Linked DNA regions of Mus musculus: region 1 is linked to region 2. A link is a loop called in an ENCODE intact Hi-C map of the cell type or tissue named here. Cell type or tissue: heart. All regions are shown on one strand. Each heading gives the region's core, and the rest is flanking DNA. Links, peaks and the distances in the headings are about the cores only.

The links. A loop is a pair of places that touch in the nucleus more often than their neighbours do. Peaks named below come from ENCODE experiments on the same cell type or tissue, not always from the same donor. Only the 100,000 strongest peaks of a DNase experiment are listed, where the experiment ranks them.
Region 1: a loop joins it to region 2, with 3 times the contacts of the local background. A loop is called at or near these places in 10 of 42 quality-filtered maps.

The regions. Positions count from the first base shown.
Region 1 is chr14:47,690,753-47,694,752 of GRCm38, forward strand. It overlaps Ktn1 (kinectin 1), which reads left to right. Exons shown (of 39, transcript NM_001347527.1): 12 at 157-225; 13 at 1,687-1,724; 14 at 2,652-2,742; 15 at 3,123-3,191; 16 at 3,858-3,895. Among named protein-coding and RNA genes, the nearest start is that of Ktn1, 43 kb to the left of the region's middle. In heart, for the core only: no CTCF peak of the experiment used is centred there; no DNase peak of the experiment used is centred there.
Region 2 is chr14:47,593,379-47,601,657 of GRCm38, forward strand. No RefSeq gene overlaps it. Among named protein-coding and RNA genes, the nearest start is that of Atg14, 29 kb to the left of the region's middle. In heart, for the core only: a CTCF peak has its summit at 4,628 (motif pointing right); no DNase peak of the experiment used is centred there; H3K4me3 peaks cover 296 bases; H3K27ac peaks cover 320 bases.

The DNA of each region.
Region 1 (4,000 bases), core at 1-4,000, 95 kb after region 2:
GTCTGCCTTGTAAATGAACTCAAAATAGAATGCCAAAACGCTTTAAATAAAGATCATTTAGAGATATCAAGAATATGTAAATCTTTGTGTTCATGTATACTTGAGTATTTTTTAATGACACCTTTGTCCTCTCTTTTTGTTTGCTGTTGATGAAAGGATATTTTGGAACAAAACGAGGCTTTGAAAGCTCAGATTCAACAATTCCATTCCCAGATAGCAGCTCAGGTAATGGTGCTTTTTAATTGATTACCGTTAATCATAGCTTTCCAGCCGTTGTAACAGTTATCTGACCGTTTCTATAGTGCCAAACTTCAGTAGTTGGGAGACTAGTCAATGAGTCAGTTTGTAGTGGTACAAAGTTTCAGCCACTAAATATGATATCTAATATTGGGCAGCACTGAGAACCCCAAATCTGTGTTATTAGAAGGGGTAGGCGAGAACACTCACTCCTGGGGAAGGCTCTGAACTCTGTCACAAAACAAAAGGGCTGGCCAGTGTAAGGGCAGGCTAGGGCTTATGGGGTGGTTGATGCACTGTCACGGAAAGCTGACTTTGCTCAGGAATCCCACACATGCACAGCGGGGAGCTGGCTTATTTGCAGAAGGCTCAGTTTGAAATGTATAATTCCGTTTAGTTAGTAGCAAACATTGATACCATTGCTGCTTTCCTTGATTGATTGACTGATTGATTGATTGATTAATTGATTGATAGGCTTTGTAATATAAATGATAGGACATTCAGAAAAATGTGAAGGCTTCCACAAATACATATACTATAAATTTCAATTTCAGTTGAATGTTAAAATTATAAAAATTATTTATAGCAGCAAGTACTAGAAATTTGACTCTTGGACTACGGAGATGGCTCAGCAGTTACATGTATGTGCTTGCTGCTGGTTCAGAGGACCAGAGTTTAGTTCCCAGCACCTGTGCCAGGTGATTCACAACTGCCTCAACATCAACTCCAGGGACTCTAATGGCCTCCTCTGTCACTGCACTCATGTCATGTGCACATGTCCCCCATTGCTTACACATATTCCAAATAAAAACAAATCTTTAAAAAAAAAAATTCGCTTTTACATAATAAGTAATTTTAACATTAAAAGGTAATTTTAGAGTTCAAACTTCCAAAGCTTTGTGCACATAAATGGTTTTTCCTAGTTGCTTTTTTGTAGAGATGATACTGTAAAATTAGCTGGGGGAGAACCATCTAATCAGCAAAATGGAGCTGTATGTTTGTGAGTTACCAACTCCACTTAGATTGGGATCTTTGTCAGCTGAGCGGTAGTGTTCCAGCTTGTCAGAATGCCTGAGTGTGCTGAGAACCTCAGTAGTGGAGAGACATCACTGACAGGCTCCTCACTGTCTGATCATGAAGGGGATCCTGTCAGACACTTTTGCTGAGGAAGAGACGCACAGGGCTAGGGATGGCCTCTGTGGTTGTCTCTGCCCCTTATGTACTTGCTGCTTGTCATTATTCCGTGATGTGTTGTGTTAATTCCTTAATAGTGGCTGTTGGAGATCAGATATGCTTTCAGAATGATAGCTACTCACCATAGACCAGATATGTCTTTAACAACTTTATATGTTAATTTCTCTCTCTTTTTAAAAGCTCTGTTTTGATTATTGTACAGCTTTTAAGCTTTTTCTCAAATGCTCTTATGTTGATAATGTTTTTCTTTCTCAGACCTCCGCTTCAGTTCTAGCAGAAGAATTACATAAAGTGTAAGCTTGCCATTCCACACTTCTCTTATAATTGATAACCACTAACAGATGCCTGCTTGATTCAATACACAATTAATTTCATTCTCTTACCTGTTTGGAAAATTACCCTAAACTCTATTTTGATCTTCTCTTCTAACCTGTGTCTGTTTAGTCCCCAAACATTACACTTTGTTTTTGTTGTTGTTATAATAGAGCTGCCTAACTTTCCTTCATTTGCAATATTGGTAACGATGTAGAAGAGGCACTTGTGGTTTCAGAGTAGTGAAAGGAAATTAGTGCTTAAATTTGCTTTGTACTTGTGGTTCTGCTGTGTCTAGCCCTGTGACAGTAGGCCATACACTCAAAGTAAATTTGCATAGTTACATAACTATACAGATATGGGGCAGTTGTGTGCAGATGACCTATAATCTGGTTTTGATACCAGACTTTTCAATGTAAGTTAACTTCTTTGACTTAAGTTTTAAATAATGGATCTGTTTGTCTATCCATCTGTGTATCTATGATTTGGGGCCTCATTCTGTAGCCTAGACTGTCCTTGAATTTGTGGTGATCTTCCTGCCTTTGCCTCCTGAGTACTGGTGTGAATGACCATCCTGCCATAAAATAGGGGATATTTGGGGGTAGAGAAAGGCTCTCATTGTCAAGCCTGATTGATGTAAATACTATACCCTGGTCTCACATGCTGGAAGGAGGGAGCAAACTTTTGCAAGTTCGTTCTCTCTCTCTCTCTCTCTCTCTCTCTCTCTCTCTCTCTCTCTCTCTCTCTCTCTCTCTCTGTCATCATGCTTTATGATGCTTACTAGTAGACTAAATAGTATCTCAAGAAAGAGAAAGTACAGTTATAGGAGAAACTTACTTACTTGAGATGATCCTTTCCGTGTAAGACTTTTAAATCCTGTTTGTAAATGCTTTTGTATTTTCTTGAAGGATTGCAGAAAAGGACAAGCAGCTAAAGCAGACTGAAGATTCATTAGCGAATGAACAGGATCACTTAGCAAGCAAGGAGGAGGAGCTTAAGGTACAGTAGCTCATATAGCTTGCTGTAGGATTTTATAGGACTCAAAGCTGAATTACCCTAAAGATTATAGCCAGTATGCATTTGTATGAAGGATGAAAAATACTCTAGAACTCATGGAAAATGCTTTCTCTTTTCTGAACTGTAAAGAAGGATACTTCTTAAGCTCTAAAAGGAAAAGCCCAGAAGGGTTCTTTTCACATAATGCCTTCCATAACAATTCCAGAAACTTGCCAAATAACACAAATGAATGATATATATATGATTTAGGCAATTTATAATCTGAGACCTTTACTTAACTCTTAAGCAGAACCTTGCCACAAGTTCAGTTTGAATTATATGAAATATTTTAATCCTGTATCCTTTTTTTTTTCTTGCTCTAGGATGTACAGAATATGAATTTCTTATTAAAAGCTGAAGTGCAGAAATTGCAGGCCCTGGCTAATGAGCAGGTAAATAAGTCACTTTTCCTTTTGCTTATTTATCTGAAGACGTTTGATGTGTCTTTTTTTTGAGTCTGTGAGCCTCGGTTTTCTGTGTCTATGCTGGTTACTTATGTTTGGCCGTGGGATATTACTGAGAGCTAATGCACAGACTGCTTAGATGTCATTGATTCATATTGGAATTAATGTTTGGTACAGTGACTGAACCACTTCTGAGATAGAAGAGATTGTTAAAACAGTCGCAGCATTTTAACCCATTTGGATTTTTCCATCTAATGTGTAAAGGGAAAACCTTAATTAGAGAAAATTGGCCTCCAAGAAGTTAAAAATAATGGACAATAAAACAGAGAATACCGCCAGTGTGGTGGCGCACGCCTTTGATCCCAGCACTCGGGAGGCAGAGGCAGAGGCAGAGGCAGGCGGATTTCTGAGTTCGAGGCCAGCCTGGTCTACAAAGTGAGTTCCAGGACATCCAGGGCTACACAGAGAAACCCTGTCTCGAAAAACCAAAAAAAAAAAAAAAAAAAACCAAACAAAAAAAACCCCAAAACATAGAATATATAGTTTGTTATAGTTTTAATCCATATGTATGGAAATACAAGTTTTTATATGAATAAATGAATAGTTTAGATGGTTTCCTAAGATGATAAGATTCTTATTTTATTCTGAATACAGGCTGCTACCGCACATGAGGTGGAGAAGATGCAGAAGAGGCGAGTAATGTATTTTGTGCAGAGACTCCTGCATGTGTGTTTATGTGCAGTGATTCTTCCAGCTGAGGCTTGTGCAGACAGCCCTGAAAACCTTGACTGTCTCTT
Region 2 (8,279 bases), core at 2,458-6,457:
ACTATAAGTAACTTCAGTAAATGTATTGGTTCACTAATTTGGACACTTCCCCATGCAGAAATTTTAATGAGCAGTCATGTTTTTGGGCTATCAGTGTCCTCCTGTTTGAATACATATTTTGCAACTATCTTACTATGCTTGACATGATTATCTCCTGTTCTATATATAAGGTGATTTTGTGCTTTTTTTTTATAGCCAAATGATGTTCCTGTGTGTGCGCGTGTGTTTTCTTTATTTATTCATCATTGACAGGCATGCTGATGTAACCTGGCTGCTGTGAATACTCTAGCAATTGGTGGCTCTGTTTCTTCAGGGGTGAGCGAGCACAGGAACACTATAGCTGGAATATATGTGAGTTCAATTTTTAATTTTCTGAGGACTCTCCATATCTATTTCCATAGGAATTGCAATAATTTACATTCCCTCCAGTGATATATACACAAGAATCCTTACCTGCCTTTGGTTTCTGTTTCTCTACTTATGGCCATTCTGACTAGGGTGAGGGGACATCTCAAGCTAGTTGGGGTTTTGTTTGGGACAGGGTCACTATAGCTCTGGCTGACTTGGAACTTGGTATGTAGACTAGGCTAACCTGGAACTAACAGCAATCCACCTGCCTCGGCTGGGTGTAAAGTTATGTGGCACCACACCCAACTCCGTGTGGTTTAGATTTGTGTTTCCTGGAGGCGAGGCTAGGAGTGAGCATTTCCTTCTGTTATTATAAAGGCCAATCTTTGATTTCACTTTTAACAATTTTCTTAGTTACATTGTCTCAAATCTGGGCTCTGTACAAATGTGATCTTAGGGGCTGATAGTATTGCAAATACTAATTTGCTGCTTAGCAATGGAAAATGAGAAAATCATGATTTATGAGTAATCTAGGTGGCTAGAGAGTTGGCTCAGTGGTTAAGAGCACTGACTGCTCTTCCAGAGGTCCTGAGTTCAATTCCCAGCAACCACACGGTGGCTCACAGCCATCTGCAATGCCATCTGACACCCTCTCCTGGTGTGTCTGAAGATAACTACAGTGTACTCCTATATATTAAATAAATAAATACAAAAACTTTTTTTTAAAAAAGAAATGAATAATCTAGGCATAGTGGCCTGTGCCTGAAACCCTAGCACTTGGCCATAGGCAAGAGGATCAATTCAAAGCCAGCTTCAACTAACTAGTAAATTCAAGGCCAGCCTGGGCTACATGATACCCAGTCTCAGAACCCCAAAACAAACAAAAAATAAGTTATCAGTAATAAGCAGAGACAGGTTTGCAGTGATCTGCAGGTCAAGTGACAGAGCAAAGGGTTGTGAGCTCAATGATAAGCAGACCTGGGTAAACACCCGCTATGGGAATATTCCTTCTGCTTTGATCTCTGTCACTTTTGATAAGTTTAAAATCATTTCAAGTGAAAAAAATTTCAAAAATAAGGTTAGCGACCATCTCTGTGGGTGTTTTCAATCGTTTTGGTAAACACCAGTTTATCTGAAACCGTAAGTTGTTCATTGCTGGGAGGGGAAGCTTGCTGTGGTTGCTTTGAGTAAGAAAGAGTTAACTGCTAACGTCCTTGGAAGGTCCCATACACTTGGCTAAGTACTTCACGTATCTGAACTCATTTAACTGTTCCAACACCGAGAGTAAGTATTCTTCCAGTCCTCTGAGGTGCTGTGGGTTGAACCCAGGGACTCAGGGATGCCAGCCAAGCACTCCATTTCTGAGCTACACCCCAAGCTGGGAAGTATTTTCATTATCCCCTTTTGGTAGCTAAGTACACTGAGCCTGTCCCAGGTTATAAACCCCTCCTCAAAGCATCTCACACAAAACCCAGATTCTCCACACAGTCCCTGTTAATGGTCTATAATTGCCATTTCACACTTATACTAGACCTCTTGTTTGAGTCTGGCTTATTTTTGCTTGGGAATTTATAATAATCTCCTGGTCTCTGTTTTTACTTTGGGGAAAAGAAAAGGGGAGGAAAAGATGAAAAACAACAAACACAGTGAGATTCTGTCTCAAAATATAAACAAACAAACAAGATGATAAATAAATAAATAAGTTTGTGTGTTTTGTTTTCATGCACATATGTGCACTATGTGTGTGTGTTTGGTGCCCATGGAAGCCAGCAGAGAATGTTGGATCCCCTGGAATTGGAGTTGCAGGTGGTTGGGAGTCACTGTGTGGACATGGGAATTGAACCTAGATCTTTTAGAAGAGCAGCCAATGCTTTTAACCACTGAGACATCTCACCAGCCTCGAGATAGAGACTTACCAACTGATTCTGCTGGGCACGAGGAGTGGCAATAGACTGCATTGTTATGGGGACCTCTGTAGCTTCCTGGATCAATAACTACTTAGTTATCCCACACATGGCACTGGGATTTTTGTCTAGTGACCCATGGTTTCAAGATCTGGTTAGGACACACAGGCAGGTACCACCTCATGAGCTATATAAAAGATTTTCAGGGGCTGGAGAGATGATAGATCAGTGGGTAAGAGCACTGACTGCTCTTCTGAAGGTCCTGAATTCAAATCCCAGCAACCACATCGAGGCTCACAACCATCTGTAGTGAGATCTGATGCCCTCTTCTGGGGTGTCTGAAGACAGCTACAGTGTACTTACATATAATAAAGAAATAAATCCTTTTAAAAAAAGATTTTCAGGAGTAGATTCTGGAAAATATGGTCTCCCACTTATCTTCTAAAGGTCATAAGGTCATTTTCCAGCATCCTTATCAAAGCCTGTCTCTCTAGCTTCTTTTTAGGGGCAGAAAGATGGAATGGCTATAAAAAAGGCTAACTGGCCTTCTAGAGGGTCAGAGTTCAGATCCTGTTGGGGGTGCGCTTTGAAGTTCCAAAAGCCCTCTCCCCATCCCCCTCCATCTCCCCCTCCCCCTCCCTCTCTCTTCCCCTGCTCCCTGCTCATTGCTCCCTGCTCAAGGATCAGATGTAAATGCTCAGCTACTGCTCCAGAGACATGCCTGCCTGTTGCCATGTTGCCCACCATGATGGCCATGGAATCTTACTTTCTGGAACTGTAAGGCTCCAATAGACTCTTTCCTCTAGGTATTGCCTTGGTCAGATGTCTTATAGTAATAGAAAAGCAACTAAAGCCGGGCATGGTGGCACATGACTTTAATCCCAGCACTCAGGAGACAGAGGCAGGCGGATTTCTGAGTTCGAGGTCAGCCTGGTCTACAAAGTGAGTTCCAGGACAGCCAGGGCTATAAAGAGAAACCCTGTCTCGAAAAACAAAACAAAACAAAACAAAACAAAACAAAACAAAACAAAACAAAACAAAGCAACTAATATACATCTAGTCGATATTTGGAGATATTTAGCCACATTTACCAATTTTTTTTAGTTTGTGAATTTAAAACTTTGGGGGGTGCGGGTAGATGGTGCAGTCTATAAAGTGCTTGCCTCTTAAGTGTGAGGATGTGAACTCAATTTCCATCACTGATGTTAGAGCCAAGAGTGCCCCTGTCCTCCTGGCACTAGGAGGCAGAGACAGGAGGATCCCTGTGTTGGCTGACTGGACAGTGGAGCTAAGTCTGGGAGCTCCAGGTTGCTAAGGGATCTTGTCTCGAAAACCAAGGTAAAGAGCAGTGGAGGGGAACAGTGAGATCAGCCTCTGGCAGCCACATGCCTCTGCATATACATGCTTGCACAAGTATCTTGACATGAATGTACACATACACACAGGCACACATGCACACATACACACACATGCACATATACACAATACATATATGCACACATGTACACATACACACAGGCACACATGCACACACATATACATGCACATATACACACAGGCACATACACATGTGCACATACACACACATACATGCACATATACACACAGGCACACATGCATATACATAAATGCACATATACACACATGCATGTACACATGCACACATGTACACATACATGCACATATTCACACATGCACATACATAAATGCACATATACACATAGGCACACATGCACACACACACACACACACACACACACACACACACACACACACACACACACACACACACACACACACACATTTAAAGATAAAAACTCTGGAACCAGTAGGGTTTTTTGCAACTCTTAAACAATAGGTGAAAACCTCTAGGACTTGGGCATCAGGCTTCAGGCTTTCAAGTCACAGTCAGCATTTTAGGCCTGGACTCTAGAAAGAAAAATACAGATGTCCATTCAACAAGTACAAAATTACAAATAAATAGGAATAAATTTTGTTACTTTACTGTACCCTAGGGTACAGTTAACAATCATGAGTATTTCAAAATTCTAGACATTTTTGAACTTTTCACCAGGAATAAATGATGAACATTTGAGGTGACAGCTATGCTCCTTACAACGATTTTATCGTTATATTTATATAATATATATATATATATACACACACACATATATATATACACACACACACATATATATATATGTATGTATGTATGTATGTATGTATGTATGTATGTATGTATGTATGTATGTATGTATGTATGTATCAGAACACTACGTGGCTCCTATAAACCTGAAGAAATATTTACCAGAAATCTACAACATGAGAACCGTAGTGCTAAAGTGTAATGTGAGGAAAGACTGTTTCACTAGGGGGCGCTCTGTCTCCTCTCTCAAAGGCAGAGCTTCCGGTTTGGGGAGCAAACAGGCTTGGGGATCAGCTGAGGAGGGGCTTAAGTACATGCCGGTGCAGAGGACCAGGGGCTACCTCCTCAGATACACAGGATTAGTTACTGTCTTGGTTAATGCAGATATGTTTGTGCAGTGTATACTGGCAGGTTCTGTTCACATCAGTTCACCTGGAGGTGCTTGGCCTGTGATTTCTCACACACAGCACCTTGATACTGTGAACGTCGGAGGCAGTGTTTTTGGCCTAGGAAGTACCGCCGAGTCTGCATAAATGCAACAAGGCCGCCGGAGGACGGTTTTTAATCTGGTGCCAGTTTTGCTTGCTGTAGCTTTGTCTTTTTCCTGGGAGCCAATGACATGGTTCTAATTAAGTCTGCACTGAGCTGTCAGTTTCCAGACAGGGATTTTATATCACAAGAATATGGAGGCTGATTTACGAATTCCTTGAAGGTCTTTTCTAGAACAAAATTCAGTGGATTTCTTGCCCTTTTAATAATTGCTTAAACTCAAATTCCTTACTCCCCAGTAAGCCACACTTCCCCTTCTGGGTGGCTGGGTAGAGCAGGGCACCAGAAAGAAGCCTGTGCTTACCATGGCATAACCTGTCCCCCTCCCCCCGCCGCCCCCTCCCCCGCCCGCCAAGCTCCCCCGCGCACCCCCCCCCCCCAAATCATCTGAACATCCTGAGTCATGATGGCACCTTGTTTCTACCTAGAAAAGCAACAGCTCTCAGGCAGGACTGTGCCAGTAGGTGTGCACACTGGCAGTGAAACACTTGCCGAATTTGAATTCCCGGGGATAATGGCTTGGTTTCACAAAGACAGGAATCATCATCATCATCATCATCATCATCATCATCATCATCATCATCATCACAATTTATGTATAATTGCAGTTCCAGAGGATCCAACAACGCTCTTCTGGCCTCCTCAGGCACTAGCAGTGCACAGACATACATGCAGGCAAAATACTCATATGTATTCTATGGAGATCACCTGTCAATAAAAATGCCAATGGCCAATGAGCTGAAGCAGGAAATAGGAGGTAGGACAGGAGAGGTAACTGACCATGTGGTAGACATAGAATAGTTTGAATGGGTTCAATAAGTTATGTGCTAGTCAGGGAATGAACCAAAGCTTATGGTCTAGGCGTTTAATAATAAAGAATTACATCATTCTGCAAGCTGGGGCTGGGAAAACTTGGAATTTAGTTCATTTTCCACGATTCAATAAAAATAAATATAAGGAAAGAGGAAAAAGAGATCTGTGGAAGTGAAGCAACTCACCCAGAGACAAGCTCTGCTGATTCACAACCCGCAGTGAGTTCCGGGAAGAGTCCTGGCACTTCAGCTCCAGAGAATATGACATTTCTGGACTCTGTTGGCACTTGAACACATGTGAACATACCCACATGCAGGCACACACACCTACAAGAATTTAAAAGAGAATGAAACCAATCTTTTGTTTTGTTTTGTTTGTTTGTTTTTGTTTTTGTTTTGTTTTGTTTTGTTTCGAGACAGGGTTTCTCTGTATAGCTCTTGCTGTCCTGGAACTCACTTTTGTAGGCCAGGCTGGCCTTGAACCCAGAACCAATCTTTAAAAGTAATAAAAATTCAAAGTTTTTTTTGGGGGGGGGGTATGACAGCCTTGGCTGTCTTGGAGCTCACTGAGTAGCACCAGCTGGCCTGGAACTCACAGAAATCTGTCTATCTCAGTCTCCAAATCCTGGCATTAAAGGCACGTGGCTCCTATGTCTTAAAAGGAAGGAAATTTGAACCTATGCCACTACATGGCTAACACTGAGGACACTATGCTGAGTGAAATAAGCAGTTATGGGAAAGTGCAGCGTGTTTCATTCACATGAGGTGTCAATGAAAGAGAGTGAAAAATTATTTAAGCCCCTAGACCTGTGTCCAAAATAGACCTCACTAATGGCAGGGAATAGAATTTGCCCCATTGCTCCAAGAAATGTTTGTACAGAATACTCTAACCGTTCCTTAAACCCGTTATGCAAGCTTGCCAAACGCTATAGCCCAATGCCAGGGGTTTGCGGGGGTTTTGCCTTTATAAACCCCTTACCCCTTGAGCTCATCATCGACTCCTCTACCCCTGTGTGGGATACGAGTTGTCCCCAGTGCACTGGTCTTTCTCGAGTAAACCTCTTGCAGTTTGCATCAAGACCATTTCTTTTGAGTGATTTTTTTTGGGGGGGAGGGGGTTCGAGACAGGGTTTCTCTGTGTAGCCCTGGCTGTTCTGGAACTCACTCTGTACACCAGGCTCGCCTCAAACTCAGAAATCTGCCTGCCTCTGCCTCCCGAGTGCTGGGATTAAAGGCGTGCGCCACCACGCCCGGCTAAACATAAGAAAATTTAAAAGTCCAAAACAAAGGTAGAGATCTGAGCTGCAAAAGATACAGTCTTGACCCTAAGGACAAATGCCGAATTCTGGTAGCCTTGAACTCAAGACTTGAAAACCATGTGTGTTGTGCATCAGGGAGGAAGTTCAGGGCCCATCAAGGATGGAACATCCAGTAGGAGCCACTGGCAGAAAACTTGAACCAAGGGACCAAAACCAAGAATATCCTCAATGAGGATGGATGAAATATCCTGGTGACAGATTATACTCAAAGCCAGTCTTTACGTGATTTTGTACCCCAATTAGTACTACCTACATACATATCCTCCAGACAGACACTGTCTACTATTACTGACTCCTAAGGGCAGTGAGTATCTACGAGAAGCAAATACAAACCATCCCCCAAGAGACAGATTTCCAATTCAAACCTCAATGTTTCCCACAGATTCTAAATAACAGAAATCCATGGAAAAACAAAGTCGCAAAGCATAGAAGCAGGAAAGGCACAGCCAGGAGGCACTGACCTCCTCTGGCTCAGAATGCCGGCTCTTAGAAGAGACTGAGGCAGGAGGAGTGCCACCATTTAAGGCAATCCTGAGCTACACAGTGACTTTGAAGCCAGCCTGGGCTACAGAATGAGACCCTGGAATACCAGATGAGGGACTAGATACAGCTCAGCAGTTAAGAGTGCTTACTGCTCTTGCAGAGGACCAGAGTTCAACTTCCAGCACCCAAGTTTAGCTGCTTACAACTTCTTGTAATTTCAGCTCCAGGGGCATCCCCACCCCTAACACACATACATACAAACATATGCACATACTCCTATATAGACATGGACATAATTCTAACAAACAAATCTTTAAAAAACAAGTTAGTTAATTAGGAGATCAGACATGGATTCTATCCTATCCATTTAAAAAATTTTTTTAGATTTACATTTATTACATGTATATCAGTGCTTTGCTTACATGTATGTATGTATGTATGTATGTATGTATGTATGTATGTATACCTACTGTGTGAGTGTCTGTTGTCAGAAGAGGGTGTGGGATCCCCAGAAACTGGAGTTAGAGATAGTTATGAGTCATCTTGTGGGTTCTGGGAACCAAACCCAGGCCCTCCAGAAGAGGGGCAAATACTCTTAAGCACTGAGCCTTTTGTTCAGCCCTACTGCTCTGTCCTGGAACTTACTCTGTTCCAAGCTGGCCTCCAATGTACAGAAATCCACCTGCCTCTGCCTCCCAAATGCTGGGATTAAAGGTGT